Linked DNA regions of Homo sapiens: region 2 is linked to region 1. Evidence: chromatin contacts called from ENCODE Hi-C or POLR2A ChIA-PET data. All regions are on one chromosome and are shown on one strand. Each heading gives the region's core, a stretch centred on a gene start or an enhancer-like site at or near the end of the contact. The rest is flanking DNA. Distances are from core to core; before and after follow the strand shown.

What was found. Hi-C counts contacts between places; a loop is a spot of excess contacts on that map. ChIA-PET counts read pairs that join two places held with the same protein, here RNA polymerase II (POLR2A). Pooled maps may share reads with other maps.
Region 2: a loop to region 1 is called in a map of K562, with 2.3 times the contacts of the local background. The contact joins the enhancer-like site here to the promoter of KIT in region 1. A Hi-C loop is called at or near these places in 2 of 168 maps with a recorded cell type or tissue (GM12878 and K562) and 1 of 50 pooled maps. POLR2A ChIA-PET finds 5 or more read pairs at or near these places in 2 of 52 experiments (Panc1 and activated T-cell).

Annotation. Positions count from the first base shown.
Region 1 is chr4:54,654,850-54,661,492 of GRCh38, forward strand. It overlaps KIT (KIT proto-oncogene, receptor tyrosine kinase), which reads left to right and starts at 3,108. Exons shown (of 21, transcript NM_000222.3): 1 at 3,108-3,232. The coding sequence starts at 3,166. RefSeq lists a silencer at 2,393-2,687.
Region 2 is chr4:54,583,170-54,589,812 of GRCh38, forward strand. No RefSeq gene overlaps it. Among named protein-coding and RNA genes, the nearest start is that of LINC02260, 21 kb to the right of the region's middle. Within about 2 kb of position 3,247, at least 2 of the 41 ENCODE cell types and tissues checked have a DNase peak (open chromatin) inside an H3K27ac peak, as active enhancers do.

The DNA of each region.
Region 1 (6,643 bases), core at 1,858-4,357:
GTTTTTCTTTGGGGATGCACCCTTCCCCATCTCAGGCCTCTGGTGTGAAGTGGATCCCTGACCCCGGCTTCAGGGGTGGGCACATGACTCAGACATGGCCAATCAGCATACTCCATCCCTCTGGCTCCTTCCCAATGGGCACATGACTTAAGCCAGGTCAGTGAGACTCGGTTTCTCCCATAAACTTTTACAGGAGATGTTTATGGGGGCAGGAAAACTCTACTTCCGTTGGTACTAGTGAGCTGTAAGCCTAGAGCTGCCCTGAGTGTATACAAGGTTGGCAAAACAACACAGGAAAGTATTGAGGATAAAGGTGGAGGAAAGTGTACGTGCACTTGTGCACACATGCATCCACACACACTCGCCCTTCAAGTCCTGATAACTTTGAGTCCTTGGATCTAGGAAAGTCTGAAACACTATTGTCCCTGGACTTTCTGGTTATAAGAGCCAATACATTTAGGCTTCTTTGTTTGCTTGCTTAATTTAAGCTGCTTCTATAAGTTGCAATCGAGAGTCCTTGCTAAAAGAATTATGAAAACAATGAAATACATAAAGCACAATCCCTGAACATGCCCAGGACTATCACAAAATACAGTATAGAATTAATCCATACATCCTACCTGAGATATAAAACATTTCCATCATTGCCAATGTTCCATTGGACACTGCTGATCTATAATATAGTTCCTTATATATTACAGCATATATGTCCACTCATAGTGCCTTATATATATGCTTCCTTTCTTTATGTAACAGGCAGTGGGTATTATTAAAAACAGCTAACAACCCTAAAGGTACAAGTACTGGAGGCTCTCTGTTGTGGCCAGCATTAAAATTTTAATTCCTGGATCTAAGGAGATTTAGCGTGTCTCAAGGTTGGGCTGGGAGATATTTTAGGGTATGGTTTTTTTTGTAATCAGTACAGAAGGATTTCAATATTGTGTCAACCAATAAGGCCAAATTGGTGTGTACTGGCTGAACATAAGCTCTGTTAGCAGATATTATAGTTTCTTACTTGAGTACCTATTTTCCCTGCTGGACTGTGAATTCCCCTAGACAGAGACTTTGTCTTACTCATTTATGTGGGTCTTATGCCTACCTAGGTGCTCAAAAGATATTTGCTGAATGAAAAACAGGAATGACGGTCCAACATGGTATAACTCCCTATTCAGTTTTTTTTTTTCCTGATAGAAGTTCCGTGCCTAGAATTAAATTGCAATATGGTCTCTTTTCACCCACTCTTTTGAAGATGTTATCCTCTCCAATATCAGCTGATTGAAGAAGAAAATTGTAAATTTTCTCTCTCAGGCATAATGTTGATATTTTAACTCATAGTGATTTTTTCTCAATACAAAATGAATTTTAGAAATAAATCAAGATCCCAGAAACTTATGATTGCTTTGAGTGGTATCTTTTATCTGTCATCCTAAGAAAAACATGAGATCTGATGGCCCAGAGCACAGAGACCTTTGGTATTTCAGTTCTCCTACAGCCGCATGACTCGAACCTTTTGCTGGGAGATTGGGATGTAGGTCCCCATACTTGATTATAAGGACTGTGAGGGCAGGGGCCACATCTGCATATCTGTCTATTAATAATAGTACTCCTGGTACCTAGCTCCTCCTTGCTTCACAGCAGACACTAAACAAATGCTTGCTGAGTGAGTAAATACTTACATTTAAAGAGAGGCAATTATACACATTGATCATTTGATCACCCTCTAGCACTGATAATTTTTAAGTGATTAGCTTTAAAAATCATTTTTCTTACATCAACCTGGGTCCTCACACTATTAAACAACAGGAGAGCTTTCAATATTAAATGAAGTGGGGCAGCTGGGCAACTGTAAATTTTGGATGATACTTCAGAGAAGAGTCTAGGTGTATCTGTTCTATCCCTTTTTCTGATGGGCATCTGCCATTTATTTTTCCATTCTTAAGCTCTCAGGAGGGATGTCTTATTAGTTTATCAGAATGCATAGGGAAAGCTCATCTTTCTTGGAGTAGGTCTTCCAATAAGTGTTCAAGCCCTGGGTCTTCCCTCACTACAATAATAAACATACCTGCTCTACCCTCCTCACAAAGCTGTTATCGTGAGCATGAAAAGACGAGTCGCTGTGGGGAAGAACTATTAACCCCTATACAGATACTGTTGTTGCTTTCCGTTCAAGGATCCACCATGAGACTGTGGGTAAGGCACTTTCTGGGCAGTGAAATCGGGCTTAAGAGAATCATTGTACTTTTATTTTGCTCCTGGGACCGGCAAGGGCAGTTAAGAGCCCTAGCCCTAAAACTGTCGTCTGTTACAGAGGCAGAGAAATCATTACTGGGGTTGGCAGCGTTGGGGGGAGGGGGGAAAACGTGTATGAAAACCTGGGCTCCCAGAGCAAACTTCGCCACGCGCCCTCCATCGCCCCTGTCTCCACACAAGTCCCGGCAGGGGCTTCTTGGGCGGAGGCCACGCCGACCAATAGGAACCCACTGTGTTCCTACAGGTTACGAAGCAGGTGGAGAAATTGAGCAGAAACAATTAGCGAAACCGGGCTCAGCCTTTACCGCGGTGCCAGGAGCTCCTAACAGGCCTGGAGGGGAATGTCGGGGCTCAATTTCCTAACGCTCCCCTCCCCATCCCCATGCCACCTCCACGAGCAGCGGCGTCCAGCCTCCTCCCGCCCGAACGTGCTCGAGGGGCGGGCAGTCGACCTTTATTGTCTGGGGAGCACCTGGCAGGTGGCGGGCCCGTGCCCTAACGTGTGCGTGGTGCCCAGCTTCACAAAGCGAGCGGGCAGCACCTCCTTGGTCCGGGAACGGCCTCAGCCTGGCCGTCCACATCCCAGGGGTGGAAAGGTGGAGAGAGAAAGGGGCTCCGGAGTCAAGAGCGGGGAGAGAGGGCGCGCGCGCCCTCCTCCTCCCGGCGGGCACGGCCCCCCGGCATTAACACGTCGAAAGAGCAGGGGCCAGACGCCGCCGGGAAGAAGCGAGACCCGGGCGGGCGCGAGGGAGGGGAGGCGAGGAGGGGCGTGGCCGGCGCGCAGAGGGAGGGCGCTGGGAGGAGGGGCTGCTGCTCGCCGCTCGCGGCTCTGGGGGCTCGGCTTTGCCGCGCTCGCTGCACTTGGGCGAGAGCTGGAACGTGGACCAGAGCTCGGATCCCATCGCAGCTACCGCGATGAGAGGCGCTCGCGGCGCCTGGGATTTTCTCTGCGTTCTGCTCCTACTGCTTCGCGTCCAGACAGGTGGGACACCGCGGCTGGCACCCCGACCGTGCGACTACTCGGCGAAGCCTGTGCCTGGGAGGGTGGTACCCGCCAGGGTGCATCCGGAGAGAGGACTGCGGGCCCTCAGTGCCCGTGCGTTCCAGCCTCCGGGGAGACTCCAGGTGGCCCTCGGACTCTCCGGCGCCCTGCCTCGCTCACCTGCGCGAGGAGACCCCAGCTGCTGGTGGTGGGGGACGCGAATCCGGGGTTCTTCGGGAATGGGGACAGCAAGAGGGGGTTAGGCGTGAGCGAGGCTGCAGGCTCCGTGCGAGTTTGGGGTGGCTTTTGTGCCGACGTTGCGCGGGGGGCGGAGGCGGGGGGCTCAGGGGTTTGCACCGAGCGCCTTCTCTTGCCGTGCGAGGCGCGGCCGCAGCTTCCTTTTGTTAAAAGTTGCGTGTGTGTGACCGGCGCCCGGGAGGACCTGCCTGCAGGTTCTCCGCCGCGCTGAGGGCAAAGTTAGAGAGCCCTTTCTCTGCTCTGCGGCTACTGCCTTCCAACCGCAGGCGCTCTTTGTGCCCAGAGCTGGGGACCGACCCGCTGCCGCCTCTGCTCGCGGCGCCACCCGTGGAGACCAATCGAAGGCTGCGGCGTTTCCCCGCCTCCGGGTTAGGCTTTTGCGCTGGGAGTGCGCGGCGTGGGGCTGTTGTGGGGCCGGACTCCCGCGAGCCTGGAGGTGGTGGCGACAGGGACAACTTGGGCAGGGCGTGTGGAAAGCAGCCGCTAGGTTGCAGACTTTTTGCTTTCGTACATCCCGTGCTCGCCCCTTTCTGCCGCGGCGCCGTTTCATTCCTGCCGCGCGCCCCGGGGCGGCTGGAGGCTGTGTTTGCCGCCTGCTCCGGGAAGGCAAGGGACAGCGTGCTGGGACTCTGCGTTCCCTGACTCCAACCGCCTAGCACGCCGGCCAGAGTGCCCGGCCTGCCTGGCGGGTTCTGAAAGCCCCTAGTTCCCGGTGTCTGCGACCTGTATTCGCAGGTCCTGTTTTCTTCGGAAATTTTTGAGATTCGTGACCGCCCGCCTCCCCGCCCCCGGGACTTCTATACTTCAGGGCTGCCTGGGGGTGGGGTGGGAGATGGCGTGGAACTTTCTGCAAATCCTACTCAGTTCTTAAAGCTATAACAGAAATCCAGGTATATCCGCGCGGGAACTGGGTCTTAGGTGAAGGATTTGCAGGTTGCTGGAGCCCCTTGGTCAGATTCCTGCCTCCCGTTCCCTTTTTTCCAGGTGTCGCTGGTGCGGGCGAGTGCAGGTCGCCCAGCTCACCCCTGAAGCCCTGCTATCTCCCAGGTCATTTTTTAAAACAAACCTTTAAGGTTACCCTGATGATGTAAGGATAGAAAGTGAGTCTTAGCTGGAATCAAGCGCTTGAAAGGAAGCGGCGCAATGAACGGTTTTGAGACTGTCGACTACCGGTCAGTTTCTCTATAAAGTCTCCAGGCGCAGTCTGCAGCGTCCTGGACTTGTAACTATTGTGAGGGCTTTCCTGTGGGGGGCAGAGAGGCCTTGCATCTGGACCCCTGTGCAGCAGGAGGGGTCAGCAGGGGTCACGAGGGAGTGTTCGGATTCTCTGGAGGATTTGATCACCTAGCTTAAAACAACACATCTGGTCTTTATGTTTTTGTGCCTTGACCTTTTTAATATCAGTTAAGCTATGTGAACTAGAACCTAGTAGGAGACTAGAAAGACCACATCGAATATCTCCCTTTTAAAAAATTAAAAGAATCAATGGTTTTCTTCTCCCCAATAGATTTTTGGCAAAGGGAATTTTAAGGTCTGTCTCCTGGGGGGGCAGTGTGGTGTAACGACAAAGCCTTGCTCTGTCCCCTGGGTTCTCGGTTTCTCTGCCATTTCTTGGCTGCGTGCCCTTGGCCAGGTTGCTTAGGGCAGGTTGCTTAAATTCTGGGAAACGCAGTGTCCTCCAGAGTACAAGGAGGCATCTGCATCATGAAGGATCCTTTGGGTCCAGAATTCTCCTCCAATGTTCTGAGTGTAGACTCAGCACTCTTTTTAACTATTCCCCTGGCCCCTGTCTGCCTCTTTGAAATTCCTCTGCCTCTCCTGCTCACAGGGAAGTCATAGAGTATGGGTGCATCTGACCGGTCTGCCCCTGACTGAAGCAAGGAGCTGTGGCTTATGCTTACTGCCCTTCAATTCCCATATATTCCTCTGCATTGCCCTTTGAGGGCCCCCGCCCCCCAAGTATTACAGCTCCTGTGCCTAACAGGATGAACCTGCTAGGAATAGTGAATCATACCTTCCCCGTTTCGTTCCTGCAGGTGTGAGGCTGGAGTCATTCTCAGCAGCTGGACACAAGGCACTCTAAATTATTATCCTGCTGGAAATAAGAGACCCCAGATAATTCATTTATCCCTATTCTGTTTTTTCCCCCACTCATTCCCATTTTTTTTCTCATGACTCTGTAAATCATGTAATGCTATGCATTTATAGCATGCTTTCTAATGGGCCTTAAGTTTCGTATGACATGTGTGGTGTACATAGTTGTTGCTCTTCAGTTGGAAACTGTGTGCCAGGCCTTTTGCTTGGGGCTTTACCTATTTCTAGTAGTCTCAATGAGCCTAGGAAGTAGTACTATTATTACCCCTAACATTTTACAGCTGGAGAAACTGGCTAAGGATAAGCCCTAAATCATCAGTGGTGAAGCCTGATGAGATTGGCTGCATGTGCCCAGCTCTATAGCCATTCACATGATTCACCAGAATCTGTTGTAAGACTCATTCAAAAATATTTAATGAGTTTTTACTATGTGCCAGGGATTGTTGGAAGTTCTGGGAATACAGGATGGCCAATGTCACTACCTTCCCAATTTTGGTGAAAAATATTTAGAATTGCGTGTCTTATGAAAGCGGATTATTTGTGGAGGGAGGATTAATTAAATTTTAGCTTGGAGGAAGGGCTGTAGGCATTTGACCCTGTGGTATGTTGGCTTAGTTGTTAGCTATCTCATTCCAGTTAGCGTCCCTCAGAAATGAAGGTAAGCTGTTTCTAAAAGGATGATGCAAGCCAGTTAAAAATCCATCTCCCACTCCAAAACATAAAAATGGTCTTGTGCATAGGTGTGAAAGAGAACACCCCCAATAATGGCTGATGTCATTGGCTATTTACCCTGGATAGCATGGTGAGAAATAATGACAATCTACCATCCAAAGCCATTTTTTCTCCCAAAAGAAATTCTCATCAGAAATGTGCCAAGTATTCTGCGGGCTTCCCTTGGAGAACATTTATGTACAGATGTTGTGGTGGTGATGAATTTTGCTGCTGTTGTTGACAGCCCTTCGAAGTTACCCTTAGGGTTTTGACTCATTTCCTCAAGTCTCTTCCAGCTGATTAAAGAAGGACACGAGGAAATGAACCTCGGTGTCTCTAGCGGAATTC
Region 2 (6,643 bases), core at 1,997-4,496, 72 kb before region 1:
AGACTGTCCCTGGGAGAAAAGAGGTCACTTACCTAGGAAGTACAGGAAGGCAAGTGGGCTGGAGAGGGGACTCAGAGAACAGAAACTGAACAAGCTCTTGCATCAACATTGAAATAAGAAGAAAGTGGTGAGGAGCTGTTTGAGAATCAGGCTAGATGAGGGCTGATCATCCGTTTCTGAATGTTGAAGGGGAATCTTGAATTTGAGGGTTTTTTTTTCCTCAAATAGGACACATCTTCGCCTAGAAAACCAGTTGTAGGGGACAGTGGTCCCCTGGAGATAGAGAGAGCTATATCTGCTGTTGTCTGCACCCAGAACAAATACAACATCCTAATGTCCACTATGTCCAAGTTGGTTCTTTAATGACTTTGTTGGTTTTTATTTTTGTTTTTGTTGTTGTTTTAAAAGCAGGGTATTTTTTGCTTGTTTCTTGCTTTCTTGTTTGCTGCATGTGTGCATTGAAGAATTGATCTGAAGCATGAGGACAAACCATTTCCTAGCCCCCTGCTTGTATCTGTTCATAAGGAAGCAGCTTCCTCCAAACAGCTCCTGTGTCCACTGGCAAAGCTGGCCTCACCTCCATCTTGCTCTCTAGTACTGATGCAGGATTCAGGGGGGTAGAAGAGCGGGGTAGAAGAGGTAGCCACTAGCTGTTTTCCTTGTTTGTTGTTTCTCTCTCCTATTGGGATGTGAGCTCCATGTGGGCAGGGATTGCTGTTTGTTTTGCACTAATACATATATTTCTAGCTCCTGGCACAGTGCTTGGCACACAGTGGGCACCTGATAAATATTTGGATTATGAACAAATGAATAAATTGGTTGCAAGCCTGACAGCTTGCTCTCTGAAAGGAATGGCAGGATTTCAGGGAGAGGGAGGTAGAGAGTGTCAAGCACAGTACTAGGCTCCTTACATGAGATATCCATTGTTGAGAATTCACCTCAGCTAGTTTGGTCATGTGACAGTTACTGGTTATTCTGGTATTAGTCTCCTCTGGCCATTAAGATGGATAAAAAGCCATAAATTCCTTCTCCTCTAACCTCCCCGCAACATACCGTGTACCATCTAGTAAGGTGATATGTTACAATGAAAATATATCCTGGACCAAGTTATTTGTTTTGTTTTTTGTTTTTTGAGATGGAGTTTCTCTCTTGTTGCCCAGGCTGGAGTGCAATGGCTCTATCTCAGCTCACAGCAACCTCTGCCTCCAGGGTTCAAGTGATTCTCCTGCCTCGGCCTCCTGAGTAGCTGGAATTACAGGTGCATGACCCCACACCCAGCCAAATTATTTTTAAAGTACAAACATTTATTAGCAGATGGCCACAAAAACAGTCACACGGGCTGTTCTTGTAAGCTTGGAAAAGCTCACTACTTGTCTCAGGACTTCTGACCACACCTTTAATGAGAAGCTCACTCGGAGTCTTTCCCCGACATTCTGAATGGTGGATCAGCCAATGCTCCCAATATGTCAGAGAAACGGAGCCCTCTCTGAACTACGAGATGAACACAAGACCAAACAGTCCGGGATGGATATGCAGCTCTGAAGGTGCCAGATTCTTACCCCTTCCAGCAACAGCAGTATGGCCTACTGAAACTTTCTAGTCAATGACATATCTTGAGCAACATTAATGTCACCAATGGAAAAAAAAATGTGTTATATCCCTTACACCGGCTAACAAACCTTCTGGTGTGTATTCTGTTAACGGATATTTGAAATGCTTAAACAGCCACCTCTGGGGGTAGATTCCTGATTAGGTTCTTTAAATACCAAATAACCAATAACCAACTCCCTTCTCTCACTCCCTCCCCTCACTGCAGGAAAAGTTAACTTACACATACACATAGGTTCATTTGAAGGTACTGTAGATTACCACATAGAACCATTCAATTCTCACAACCTTTCTGGAGTAAAAATAAGAAGAGAAAATGCCTAGAAAGCATTTATGACATGCTCAGCCTTGTTTAAGGAGTTGTATTCTAATTTAACCTTTACATCAACTCCACACCATTATTGCCCGGATTTTACAGACAAAAAAGGGAAAGCCCAGGGAAGTGAAGGAACACATCCAAGGTCACACTGCTGATAAGTGGTCAGGACCACGATTGTAACCTGTTGTTGAGTTTCAGAGCCCACACTCCAAACCACCCTATTCTGCTACGTTTTCTTCTGAAAATAAGAATTATTGGAATATTAGGTATTCCACGTCCCCAACATGTCTTTATCTCTTTTATTCTTCAAAAGCAAGGATCTAATGTTCCTGGAGGCAAATGTGTTCACTGATAGTCCCCACAGAAGTTGAAGGCGCTCAGCAACAGTTCGGGCGAATTTATGCGTGGGTGCCATTCAGGAACAATCAAAATTTCTAAAGGTCACATTATCTTTTTCATTCCAAATAGAATTTGATTTTTGAGCCTCAGGGGAAGAAATAATATTCTTAGAATTCCTTTACCACCTTTCAAAATCAAAAAATATCAAAACTTCAGGTTGGCTAAATGTAGTGACTAAAATGGGAATATTTGTTATATTTGGAAAGTAACAACTAACTCAGAGACAACTTTCTACTCTCTCATGCTGAAATTAGCTACCAAGAAACATCACTAGGACTCCTGTGACTCATTACTGTTGAGGAGATAAGAATGTGGGCTTTGGAGTCATCAAGACAGAGTTGGAAATTCAGCTCCACCACTAAATGTGGCTCTTCATGCAAACTACTGCACCTCTCTAAGCCTCGATTCTTCATTCATGAAATGAGAATGATGTGTGTGTAGTTCCTAACAGACTGTTAGCAGTAGCGGATTCTTACAGGTCTGCAGCAACCTGGATTCTTGCCTCAAGTTTTGTTGAGAGGTTGTGTGGTTGATTTCTGACCTTCTTAAATTATAAGTACAGGTATATAAAATGTAGGCTAGCTACAGCATAGCCAAAGCCCAGGAGCTGATTAATTAGCCTCAGTTGACCCAGCAAATAGCCTTGATAGAGTTTTCATTTAGGCTTGTTGATAGCACTGCAAGAGGCTATTCATCAGAAGCGTGTCAATCCTGATACTTGGTTGCATTGGTTCCAGTGCTGGAGACAAGAAAGCTGATCAACATGGGTTTCATAGATTCAACAAGGTGGTCTCTGGTGTTTTCCTTTCCTTGGTCACATTGCAGTTCCAGTTCCTATTGAGAAGGGTCTGAATGCTGTCCTTTCCTGCTCTCTGCCTTGCTGTTTGCTTACCACTTGAGAAGCGATGGGAGCTAGTGCTGTGACCTCCAGCTCTTTGCAATGTAATTGAGTCTATAAAACCATGAGTCACCAGGACCACATGAGCTACAGAAAGCTCACACAGTCCAAGTATATAAAATGTAGACTAACTAAAGCATAGCCAAAGGCAAGTCTTAGAGCAGGAGTGAAAGTTCGTTAAAAAGTATTAGAGCAGGAATGAAAGGAAGTAAAGTATGCTTGGAAGAGGGCCAAGCAGGAGACCTGAGAAATCAAAGTGCCCTGTTTGACTTTTGACTTGGGGTTTCATACGTTGGCATGCTTCTGGGGTGTTGCATCCGTTCTCCCTTGATTCTTCCCTTGGGGTGGGCTGTCTCCATGTGCAGTGGCCTGCCAGTACTTGGGAGGAGCCACATGTGCAGTGTGTTTACTGAAATTGTGTACATGCTCACTTGAGGCATTCTTCCTTTATCAGTCAAGTGTTTCTAGAGGAAGGTCATATACCAGTTAAACTCCACCATTTTGCCTCTTAGTGTACATGCTCAAGCCCACTCGCCCAACTCCTGAGATCCTATCAGGAAGCTTCTGATCACTAACTTTCGGTGTTTTCTATTTACTGGGAGACTGCATTTCCCTGGCACTGGCTGTGACCAATTGTTATTTTAGAGAGATAGTTTTGACAGCCACCTGACCATCACATGATGGTTATCTGACATTCCTGGGATCGGGGCACCTCTCCTACCCTGTGCATATTTGCCTTACTATCTATTGTAATAAGATCATAATATAATCGCAGTAATTATTAGGATGTTTATTATTCCAGGGAAATTTGTATTTATTCAAGCCTCCTGAGGACAAACAGCCAGAAGAGTCACAAAAGCAAGGATTTCCCTGACTTTGCAAATTGCCCTACATAGAAAGCCACTCCCAGCCTGGCTTTAGTATGCATATTTTGAGAGCCCAGTTTATTGATGTATAATCACTCCATATAGGTGGGTAGGAAGTTGGTTTATGCCCTAGCCAAGTTCTATGTAACTTGCTTTAGGTAATCAGACAGGGGAAGCTGAAGTCAAGTTGTTCTCTTTGGCTGGCCCTTCCATCTCATGTGAAGATGTCCCTTTAAATAGTGCTGCTCTGTGGATGTAAGAAGTAGACTTCCAGTTCAGGAGGCAGTTCAGGAGGCAGAACCAGAACCAGCTGGTAAGGATTTTTCCAGGGATGGATATGGACTCAGTGGAATAGGAAGTAGTGACTTCTCTGTTACTGGAAGCATTGGAGGAAACCAGTGATTACAGGTCAAGATGGGTGGAGAGGACATTCTTGCCTTAGGGGGAACATGGAGTTGAGAATAATGGGAATGTTAATGAAACATGGTTTCTATTTATTGAAGCCATGTGTCAACGCATATTTTAGTTCATTTAATCCTCACAGGAATCTCTCCAATTCTATAGTATTATGTTTTTCACACATCACTAAACAAAAGCTCAGAGAGGTTAAGTAATTTACCAAATCTCACACAACTGGAATGATCAATGTTGAAGTTTTGAACCAGAGCCTATGCTATTATATCACCACCCAAAATGATCTTAAAACTTTCTTTCTTTTTTGGAAACAGATCTCTTATACTACACACCAGTTTATAAACTGTTAGAGTTATGTTGTATTAATATATACTTATTTTACAATTTCAAATATATGATATTTACTTGTTATAAAGTCATTCATGAGAATAATTACTGAAGATAAGTAATTGATATCTGAAATTATAAATGACAGATATTATTTAATATCAATCTTAATATTCAAATTATATTTTTATTTTATTTTGGCCCACAGTATTGCAAATGGTACAGTGTTTTCACTGTCCTCGTTCATATCTCTGGACAGTCTTCAGTTGAACTGATTCAGAAGCTGGAGAGAAGATCAGTAGGACATTTTGTTTGAAGTCTGAATTATTAACAATAACAACCATATGCCTGTCTTATAACCCAGAAGTCAGACTAGAAGTACCCAAAGCTTACAGAAATGCCAGAACATCATTGATATCTCTGGACACTCTTCAGCTGAACTGATTCAGAAGCTGGAGAGAAGATCGGCAGGACATTTTGTTTGAAGTCTTCATCATTAACAATATCTAACAACCACATGCCTGTCTTATCATAATCCAGAAGTCAGACTAGAAGTACCCAAAGCTTACAGAAACTGCCAGAACAATCTATGATATGATATTATCATCACATGGCAGTTACTCACTCAGCAAATATTCTTTCTGAGAGGCGGTGGAACACGTTGGTTACAAGCACAAGCTTTGACATGAAGCGGCTCAGCTCTACCATTAACCAGCAGATTGACCCTGGGCAAAATTCTGAACCTCTTCCAGACTTATTTTTTCATTGGTAAAGTGGAAATTGTCATGAATAATTACTGAATTATTTTGGGTAGATAGAGGTAACCTCTAATAGGTAGAAGTAGGTCTCTCCCATGGCATGCTGAACATAGGAAGTATGTCAAAATGACCAGGTTCTGCCAGATACACAAGCACTTACTAAATAATCATTCCATCTTATTTTATGTGAGCTCAGTGAATTGCCAACTCTCTGCCCTTTTAGGCACTTTGACAGTACCTTGCATGAACGTTTTACTTCAGGCTGGTGCAGCACTAGTCTGGCAGCAGGTTCAGCTAAACTTCTAGTTGGTCAGGTGACATAATCCTCCATTAAATGTCTTACACCCAGAAGTAATTGGAATCCTAAGCACAGATTACTATTTGAAGGGTGTAGGCTATTGTGTTAGGTAGGTTCTTATTTCCTGTATATTCCAGGTCAGGAGTGCCTATTCAATATTTCCAGTCAATTCACTCCTGCCTGAACACTATTCATTTCTTCAATGAAGAGTCATTTCTATATCCATAATGCTAATTAGAAAAACTTCTGGTGTTGATCAGAAATAAAGACAGTTATGAATTTGAATTATGGATATGAGTTATGGATTAGAGTCTTTGAAATGTAAACTAACTCTATAGATCGTATATTTTTATTTAAGAAACTGCAAGTGTTAACTACTAGCCTTTAGGATAAAGAGATTAAAGTTAGGACATACTACACTGAAGTACTTGTAAGTGAATTACAAATAATATAACAGGGGAAAAATTCTCACAAGAATGTTGTGAGAATTAATAATAGCTAATTTTTTGAATGTTTCCTAGTGCCAAGTACTATACTCAGGTAATCATGTGCATATTCTGATTTAATCATTATAAAAACACCATGAGGGAGACAATATTATTAAATGAATTATGAGTAAATGAGCAAATAAACAGTCACTAGTTAGCATTCTTCCCAGTGCATGATAAACATGCAATAAATGGTAACTATTCTTATTTTGCGGATCTGAAGATTGTGTCACGATAACAAACTGTTACCAGCAGCTGGGCCTTGTCT